2 separate regions of the Homo sapiens genome follow, and region 1 is linked to region 2. A link is an interaction called in ENCODE POLR2A ChIA-PET data of the cell type or tissue named here. Cell type or tissue: GM12878. All regions are shown on one strand. Region 1 overlaps ZNF664-RFLNA (ZNF664-RFLNA readthrough). Region 2 overlaps ATP6V0A2 (ATPase H+ transporting V0 subunit a2).

The links. Peaks named below come from ENCODE experiments on the same cell type or tissue, not always from the same donor. Only the 100,000 strongest peaks of a DNase experiment are listed, where the experiment ranks them.
Region 1: POLR2A ChIA-PET joins it to region 2 with 7 read pairs; 2 of 35 experiments call an interaction of 5 or more read pairs at or near these places.

Annotation. Positions count from the first base shown.
Region 1 is chr12:124,125,138-124,130,137 of GRCh38, reverse strand. The region is part of intron 2 of ZNF664-RFLNA (ZNF664-RFLNA readthrough); the gene reads right to left. Among named protein-coding and RNA genes, the nearest start is that of ZNF664-RFLNA, 150 kb to the right of the region's middle. In GM12878, no CTCF peak of the experiment used is centred here; DNase peaks (open chromatin) are centred at 3,007 and 4,507; H3K27ac peaks cover 925 bases.
Region 2 is chr12:123,733,956-123,738,955 of GRCh38, reverse strand. ATP6V0A2 (ATPase H+ transporting V0 subunit a2) reads right to left here. Exons shown (of 20, transcript NM_012463.4): 7 at 4,948-5,000; 8 at 3,332-3,425; 9 at 1,685-1,897. Among named protein-coding and RNA genes, the nearest start is that of ATP6V0A2, 24 kb to the right of the region's middle. In GM12878, no CTCF peak of the experiment used is centred here; no DNase peak of the experiment used is centred here; H3K27ac peaks cover 1,799 bases.

The sequences.
Region 1 (5,000 bases), 390 kb before region 2:
AATAGGCAGGAAGATCACTTGAGCCCAGGAGGTCAAGGCTACAGTGAGCCAAGATCACGCCACTGCACTACTCCTGCCTGGGTGACAGAACGAGACCCTCCCTCAAAAAAAAAAAAAAAAAAAAAAGCAAATTCTGTTGTTTGAAATAAGATTCAACAACAACCAGTAATTTCATGAATTCCAAGTGGCAGGTATCATTCAACCCTTAGATCTAGAAAAAACCCATTTCCTACAATGCTGCCAGCCTTGTGTTTCTCCATAATTTTTCAGGAATAATTTTTAGTGTAAGTATAACCCATGCAATATATGGGACATTCTTATACCAAAAAATTATTTAAATGGGATATACTTATGTTACACAATTATTTGTTGTTCCTCTGAAATTCGAATTCACCTGGGCATCCTGTATTTTAATTTACTAAATCTACACAGTCCTAGGAAGCAGAATCTGCAGGAAAAATAGGAGAGAGGAGCTTATTTTCCGTGTTGGATTTTTCTGCACTGTTCAAATTATCAAGCATTAAAAATTTTAGTGGATTTTAAAAAATATAAACAGGGCCAGGCATGGTGGCTCATACCTGTAATCCCAGCACTTAGGGAGGCCGAGGCAGGCAGATTGCTTAAGCCTAGGTGTTTGAGGTCGGGTTGGGCAACATGGTGAAACCCTGTCCCTACAAAAAAAATTTTAAAACAATTAGCCAGATATGGAGGCATAAACCTATAGTTCCAGCTACTCTGGAGGCTGAGGTGGGAGAATCGCTCGAGCTTGGGAGGCAGAGGTTGCAGTAAGCCACAACACACCACTGCACTCCAGCCTGGGCGACAGAGCAAGACCCTGTCTCAACAACAACAAAATGTAAACAGGGATTATGGGAGATATGGACCATTTTTGTTTATTTTGTTTTCTTCTTTGTTCTTCGTAATTTATAAAAATCTCTTGGCCAGGCGTGGTGGTTCACGCCTGTAATCCCAGCACATTGGGAAGCCGAGGCGGGCAGATCACCTGAGGTCGGGAGCTCAAAACCAGCCTGACCAACATGGAGAAACCCCGTCTCTACCAAAAATACAAAATTAGACAGCCGTGGTGGCACATGCCTGTAATCCCAGCTGCTGGGGAGGCTAAGGCAGGACAATCGCTTGAACCAGGAAGGCGGAGGTTGCAGTGAGCCGAGATCGCGCCATTGCACTCCAGCCTAGGCAACAAGAGCGAAACTCCGTCTCAAACAAACAAACAAAAAATCTCTTAAATGTTATGTACATATTTTTGAAGTTTAAACAATTCAGCCCAATACCAGTAGAAAAGAAAGGCAATAAGGAAGCACTTTTCAGGCTGATGGGCAGAGAGAAGAAAGGGTTAAAGTCTTACGTGGAAAATGACCTGAAAATGAAGCCCTTTGAATAGTCAATGAATTGAAAGAAAATCCCAGAGATGGAAGCCAAGCCAAAGCATGGCAAGAGAGAAGTGGAAACGGGGGAATACTTGTCAGGTGGCCTGCGCGCTGGACTCCACGTTTCATTTTAACCATCCCTGCATGCTCCCAGGTTGTTGGGGTTTTTTTTAAAATTACTCTTGTGCCACAAATGAAATTCCTCTCTTTTTCAAAGTAGAAATCATAAGATGTGCTCCCATTCCTATCATTCTGGTTTTAATACTATTATTGCACAATTAATCTTAATTATTAATCTTCATATTAATCTTAACTATTAATCTTAATAATTAATCTTTGGAATAGAGACAATAGTGAATCAATGACACTTTTAGTGACTGTGTAATCCGTACATTTATGAATTAAAAAAAAATTTTTTTTTTTTTGGAGACAGGGTCTCACTCCAGTTACCCAGGCTGGAGTGCAGTGGCACATTTATGAATTAAAAAAAATTTTTTTTTTTTTTGGAGACAGGGTCTCACTCCAGTTACCCAGGCTGGAGTGCAGTGGCACAATCACGGCTCACTGCAGCCTCAACTTCCTGGGCTCAGGTGATCCTCCTGCCTCAGCCTCCTGAGTAGCTGGGACTACAGGCACACACCATCACGCCCGACTAATCTTTTGTATTTTTAGTAGAGATGGGGCCTCACTATGTTGCCCAGACTGGTCTGGAACTCCTGGGCTCAAGTGATCCTCCTGCCTCAGCCTCTCCAAAGTGCCAGGATTACAAGCGTGTGAGCCACCACACTCAGCCTGGTTCACACTTCTACTCCGTTCCCTGTAGCTCGGAACATGGCCCGGATCCTTCCTGGAGACCTCCCGGGGCCAGTGCTGACACCCAGCAATGAAGAGGTGGAGAGCCTGCTTCAAACCACAGACAGGGCTGGGCATACCCAGCTTGCCTCTCTTCAACACCAGACACATCAGTTTCTGGCTCCATCAGCAAACTACAGGCATCTGAAAAAGGGAAGAAAGTGGCCTCCGGGTTGACATACCCAAGGTAGAGAAGAAGTACTACACCAGCTTAAGAGCCCAGACCCTGAAGCCAGGCCTCCTGGTCCACATCCTGCACCACCATGACTGGCCCTGTGACCTCGGGGAGGTGAAATTAATAGCACCTGTCTCATAGGGCAATGGATTAATCCATGGGGAGCTATTAGGACAAGGGTGTGTTCTGAGCGCTGGATAAACGTTAGCTGTTCCTATTATTGAAGCCAAACAGGCCATCTTCTTTGGCAATCCTCAACAGAAAAAGTCAGAGGAAAATTGGATTATTTTCCATGCTGGGCTCGGCAAAGCAGCACTTCTCGTCCCGCCAACACTGCAGCACAAGGAGTCCGCTTGAGGAATATGTGCCATTTCCTTTAATTTGATCATTCATGGCCCTCGGTCACCTTCCACTTCTTATTCATTTGGTAACCAGGAGGCTTCCATCCACCTTTGGGAGGCAAGTGAAGGGGTAGGAAAGAGACAGCTGCAACTAGTTTGTGCCGCGCAGCTACTGGGGAAGCAGAAAGGCCAAGCTGACCATCGTTTGGTTTCCTCTTATGACTCACGCCAGGTGCTAAATGAAAACATCCAAGAAACGTGGCCAGAACCCACGTGTTCTTAAGAAGGGGTTAAATAAGGGTGGTGTGGCTGAGATGTAGAGTAGTTTTACCCAACATATGGCAGATTTCAAAGCTCCCAGATGTGGTCAGAGAAATGAATACTGGACGTCTGTGTAATAGGGTGATTCCAAGACAAGGCTCTAAGCCTAAGGCACCAGGTTCTAATCTTGATTCTCCCACTTTCCAGTTATGTGATGTTGGGACCCATATTTATCCTCTACAACAGCCCTGTCCCAGAGAACTTTGCGGTGATGGAAATGATCAGCGCCTGTGCTGTCCAATACGGTAGCCAACAGCCACATGTGTATGGCTTAAGGTGTTGTCTAATGCCACAGTTTGATTAACTCATCTTAATTAGTCAATGTATTTAAACATCAATGGTCACATATGGCTCGAGGTTACCATATTGAACAACACTGCTCTATAAGCTTCTGTTTTCCCTCATCTGTAAAATGAGGAGAGTCATAGTATCTACTTCATAGAGTTAGATGAGACCAGAGTAGGTACTGGGCAAAGCTACTGGTGAGCACTTAATACATGCCATTATCAAGAGTAATGGTATTTGATACACAATAGTCTCTCTCCTCCCTGCCCACATCTTCCTTCTTCTCCTATGGCCAGCTCACTCCATATCTTTGGGATTCACCCTGTGGTAGGCAGAATACTGGTCCTACCCCACAGATATCCACATCCTAATTCTGGGAAGCTGCAAATAGGTTACATGGCAAGGGGCAATTAAGGTTACATGTGAAATTAAGGTTGTCAATTAGTGGACATTAAAGTGAGGAGATTGGCCAGGTGCGGTGGCTCACACCTGTAATCCCAGCACTTTGGGAGGCCAAGGCAGGTGGATCACCTGAACCCAGGAGTTTGAGACCAGCCTGGGCAACATGGAGAGACCTCATCTCAACTAAAAATACAAAAATTAGCCAGGCATGGGGGCACACACCTGTAGTTACAGCTATTTGGGAGACTGAGGTGCTAGGATCACCTAAGCCTGGGAAGTCGAGGCTGCAGTGAGCCCTGATCATGCCGCTGCACTCTAGCCTGGGTGACAGAGAGAGAGCCTGTCTCAAAATAATAATAATAATGAGATTATTCTGGAGTATGCAGGTGAACACAATGTAGTCACAAGAGTCCCTAAAAGATGGATGAGGGAGGCAGAAGAGAAGCTTAAAGTGATGAGGCATCAGAAAGACTCAAATGGGGGAGGGGGCCACGAGCCGAGGAATGCAGGTGGCTTCAAGAAGGGGGAAGAGGCAAGAAATAGGTCCTCCTCGGGAGCTTCCAAGGGGAATGCAGCCCTGCTGACCCCTTGACTTTAGCCCATGAGGCCCATTTCAGAGCTCACACCTCAGACCTCCAGCACTCTGAGATAATAAATGAGTGTCGTCCGAAGCCACTAAGCTTGTGGTGATTTATTACAGCAGAAGCAGGAAACCAGCACAAGCCCTGGCTTGCTCATTCTGTGAAAACCGTGCTCATCAGGGCCCGGTGAACTCCAGCCGTGCATGCTTTGTATTTGACTGCTCAATGCCACGGTTAATAGCAAACCTATAAATCAAAAAGCCTGAAAGACTTATTCAAAATATCTTTTCTGCAAAGGAAAAAAAGAAAGGATCTGTGTTCCATGCTATTTTCAAAGTCCTATTTATATGTTTCAATTCTGTTCTTCTCTAAATGGTGCACAGCAAATTATAGTACTCAGTGAGCACCCTCGAGAGGACTCTGGGGTTACAATGAAAATAAACTGACAGTGGGCGTATATTTTTCCTTGCAGTGGTGTGTCTCTTTCATTGCCAAACTGCTCTCCCTTTCTGAGCCACCCCTCTAAGGAAATAAGGCCATTTTGGGGTATCTTGGCTGCCCAAAAATGATATCCTCAGGATGACAAGCGAGATGGTGGTGTTTGTAGCCAGCCCTACGGAACCTGGCCGGACTCTGGGGAAGGGGAGGTCAAACC
Region 2 (5,000 bases):
TAACAAAATACTATTTATGTGTTGCTGTCTTTCTCAGCACTGGGTATTTCATGTTTATGTCATAATGGACATTATATTTTACATTTGTATCATCACAGAATTATGTAATGAGACAAGGTTACATAACCAAAAAACTCATGAAAAAGGTGTTCCCTTAACTGTCACTTGAAATATGTAAACCTGTTCTTTCCATGACCAAAATCTGAGTTTAATGTAGAAGAAAAACCTCACAGGAACATGGAAGAATTACACTATAACCTTGCAGTGGGAAAAGCCTGTGATTCAAAATCTGGAAGGTGTAAGAGCAAAGATGGATAAGTTCAACTATATTTAACAAAAAACTTCTGCATGGCCAAAACAAACAAACAAATAAACAAACAGAAACATCCTAAGTCAAAAGACGAGGGACAAACTGGGGAAAATATTCTTACTGGTGTCACAGACCAGGAGCCAACAGAAATTGGTAAGAAAAAGGCCAACATACGATGGAAAATGGCTGCAGAATATGAACAGATAGTTCACAAAAAAAAGAAAATTGAAAACGCTCTTTTTTTTTTTTTTGAGACAAAGTTTTGCTCTTGTTGCCCAGGCTGCAGTGCAATGGCGCCATCTTGGCTCACCACAACCTCCGCCTCAAGCAATTCTCCTGCCTCAGCCTCCCAAGTAGCTGGGATTACAGGCATGTGCCACCCCGCCCAGCTAATTTTGTATTTTTAGTAGAAATGGGGTTTCACCATGTTGGTCAGGCTGGTCTCAAACTCCTGACCTCGTGATCCACCCGCCTCGGCCTCCCAAAGTGCTGGGGTTACAGGCGTGAGCCACCGTGCCCAGCCAAAAGGCTCTTAAACAAAAAAAAGGTATTCCCCTTCACTCACAATGAGAGAAATACAATAGCTGACAACATCTATCAAAATCAGTCCAGTAATTCCATTTCTGGGAATTTACCCTACAAATAGATTTGACATCATAGTGCTATTTGTAAAAGCGGAAACTACCTAAATGACCAGAAAACTAGTTAAATAAACCATGGTATGCACACAACAGAATATTAAATAGTTATAAGAAAAATAGAGAAGTTTTATTAAGTGAAAAGAATAGTATGAATAGTGCCATTTTGTGAAGAAAAAGAAAGAAAAATAATATCTACTCCTATCTGCTTATCTACAGTTAAGAAACTCAAAGAAATAACAGAACTGAAGTAATGGTTATCTTTGAGTGGAGGAAGTGGACAAGTAAGGCTATGGGGTGGGAGGAAGCCACTGCACTGTGTCTTTCATACTCTTTTATTTCTTTTCACTTTTACACCATGTGAATGAATTACTCAAAAGAGCAATTTAAAAACACATGTACTCACATACAGCTTTGAATGACCAGCTCACCATAATTTCAGTTCAAAAACAGAGCCAAGGCTGGGCACAGTGGCTCACACCTGTAATCCCAGCACTTTGGGAGGCTGAGGCAGGAGGATCGCTCGGGGCCAGGAGTTTGAGACCAGCCTGGGCAACACAGCAAAACCCCATCTCTATTTTAATTTTGTTAATTAATATTTTAAAAAAACAAAAGAAGAGTCAACACACTGCATTCTCATTACTCTATGAAATTCTCACTTCCTTTTTTTCTCTGAATTTATCAGTTCCATCAGTCTCTCTTCTGTTCCTGGCAGAGGAGAGGAAGGCAGCCTTACCGAGCCCTCCTCCAGTGCCCGGCGCAGGTCCTGCAGATCCGCCTCGGGACACCAGACCTCAGCAATGAGGCACTTGTTGGTCACGTCAAAGCTGCACATGTTCAGCATGTGATAGATGGCCTTCATTTTCTTCACCTGGATCACACGGCTGTAGACAGACTCGGCGGCTTTACATAGCACTTGCCTCAAATAGTCCTCGGTTTTGTGCAGTACCTGGGGAAGAACAACAGGGGCTTTCAGTGGAGTGGGCATGTTTTTGTTTCTGTCCACCTGGCACCCGACTTCCCTTAGAGGACTTTCTCCCCATTGACAGAGGATCATTCCAGGCACCTGCCTATCCTGGTGGCAGCTAAGGGAGCCATTCCTTCCTTCTCCCTGCCCCTAGTACCACTCGGAGGTGGGCAGAAAAATCTAAGCCCAATCAATCAGATGCCCTCTTTTGGGAGGTTGCCTCTGGAGAACATGACCCTAGGGCACAGGAAATGGTTAGACGTCATTGTCACTGCGGCAGCGTGATGGCCTACCAGGATCCAGCAAGCTCCCTGGGTTCCTACCCATTCCCAAGCTTGGCCTCACCCCTGTCAACCCTGTGAGCCACCAACGCCCATCCCATCCTACCAAGAAATCCTCTCGCTTAACTGAGTCAGAAGGACACTTCATGCCAACAAGAACCCTCACTGTCATCAAGAGAAAAATGAATTTAAATCCTACTGGTAAAATAATGCCCTCACCATGTTAACTGGAGCTGGCTTGTCTTTTGTGATCAAGAATTACAATCCAGACCGGGGGCGGTAGCTCACACCTGTAATCCCAGCACTCTGGGAGGCCGAGGCGGGTGGATCACGAGGTCAGGAGATCGAGACCAACCTGGCCAACATGGTGAAACCCCGTCTCTACTAAAAATACAAAAAAATTAGCAGGGTGTGGTGGCGCATGCCTATAATCCCAGCTACTTGGGAGGCTGAGGCAGGAGAATTGCTTGAACCTGGGAAGCAGAGATTGCAGTGAGCTGAGATGATCGCACCACTGCACTCCAGCCTGGCAACAGAGCATGATTCCACCTCAAAAAAAAAAAAAAAAAAAAAAGAATCACAATCCAGGCTGAGCATGGTGGCTCACACCTGTAATCCCAGCACTTTAGGAGGCTGAGGTGGGCGGATCATTTGAGGTCAGGAATTTTAGACCAGCCTGGGCAACATGGCGAAACTCTGTCTCTACTAAAAATACAAAAATTGGCCGGGCATGGTGGTGCGTGACTGTAATTCCGGCTACTTGGGAGGCTGAGGCAGGAGAATCGCTTGAACCCAGGAGGCAGAGGTTGCAGTGAGCTGAGATTATGCCACTGCACTCCAAGCCTGGGCGACAGAGCGAGAGCCTGTCTGAAAAAGAAAAATGAATTACCATCCAACATATCAAAGGTGACCACAGAATCTTTTTTTAAAGCCTTGTCATTACTACTCAGGTTCCTAACAAGTTGCTAAAATAAAACTTCCATGGGGAGGAGGGAGGGAAGCAACATTCCAATCTCACTAGAACATCTTGATTTGTCTACGACCAATATTATCTATGTTAAAAAAGAGAGAAAATATACGTGTAAATGTTTGGCAGCCCTCAGATAAAGAGGCAATCCACTTCCAGCTTACTCACAGTGTAGAGATCCTGGATGCGGGTGTTCAGCCCCTCCTGGATCTCCCTCCGCTCCTCGGCTGTGTTTGGATAGGGGTACACGTGGCAGTGGTAGCTGGAAGACAAGAGTTGAACACAGTCTCACATCTGTCAGCACTAGAACTAAACACGTTCACCTCCCCGGCACATCTTCTGGCAAAACGGAATGAAAGCAGCCGTTTGGGAGACACGGGTGCAGATGCAGTCATCTGCCCTTGGTCGGGCTGTGCATACAGATGCTCAACAAGCACCTGCTGAGTGAGATAAATTTAGCAAACTCCCTCTGGGATCCAAATTCCACTCCTGCCCTCAATGATTCCTGGAAGCTCATTCCCAATTCCAGCTTCCTAAAATTCAACAATGTCCTTGGGCTGGGAATCACTGAACAGGTTTAAACACAAACACAAAGACACACACAGACACACAACAGACACACACAGACACACACACACACACACACACACGAAAACAAAAGGAGAAAAGAGCTCTGGCTTCCTAGCAGTTGCCTTTGACAGGTCCTCTCAGGGCCACTCAGCCACTCGGCACCCAGACTGCACGAGGGAATGACGAGCTGTGTCCCCAAACTGCAGCCATTCCCGGACCACCTTCATATGTTAACACCATACCTTTATTTTTCTTTAAGTTCTGCCTTTGAAAAATTAAATACCTATTCTAGCCTTATCCTAAGCAACAATATCTGTGAAATCATGGGTTTGCTGAGCTGGGTATAGTTTTTTAATCTGCAGTAAAACAAATATCTATCTATGAAAATAAAAGGTTTATCCAGGTGACACCTGAAATTACTTTCTATTCCACCAATTGAGAACCAAATTCTAGTAAACAGAAAATGCCCAAACCCCCCTCCACCCTGCAAGAAACAAGGCAAGCTGAGTTGTCCATGGGGGGAAGAAAGCAAAGGAGTTTTCTGACTTTGTTTGGCTTTTGCTTATGTTCCCATTTGCTGACAGGAGTTAAGTCACAGATTATTGTTGTACCACAACTCAAAATTACTGATGGCTTATGCCGAACTGATGTCTTTTACCTGATCATTTCATTTAGTCCTAAAAGACCTATAAGAAAGCAATCACTCTCCCCTTTTACAGATGAAGAAACTGAGGCTTGGTCACTTGTCCAAGTGAGTCCAGTGAGACAGCGACACAGGGAGGCTCTGCATCCAGACAGGCCCCTGAGCGCCTCCTCCTCACCACACGCCACACCCCTGCCCCAGGGTACCCAGGACAGAAGAGATGCACATGCTCAGTGATGACAGGTAAGCCCGACTGGTAGCTCAAAGCAACATGAAGTCACAACATATAAAAACTTTATTCCTTTTTCAACCAATCTGAAGCCCTGATCTCCAAGGAAAAAAGTCAATTCTGGGAATATTATTAACACAGTCTCTACTTTTAAATTATTTTAAGTAATGCATTGGTAAGAGAGATGACAAATTAAATGTTTAAGAACTTGGCAGTGCAGCAAAGAATCATATAACAAAAACTAGCAGCCACTCTATTTCTGACTCCAGAGGGATGTTGAAGGAAAACTAGAGGTGACTGAATATAAAGACATAAATGAAATGAAATGTTTCTTTTTCTTACCAATCACATATCTTCTTAACCTTGTGGCCAATCTGCTCTCCCCAAAAGGATAT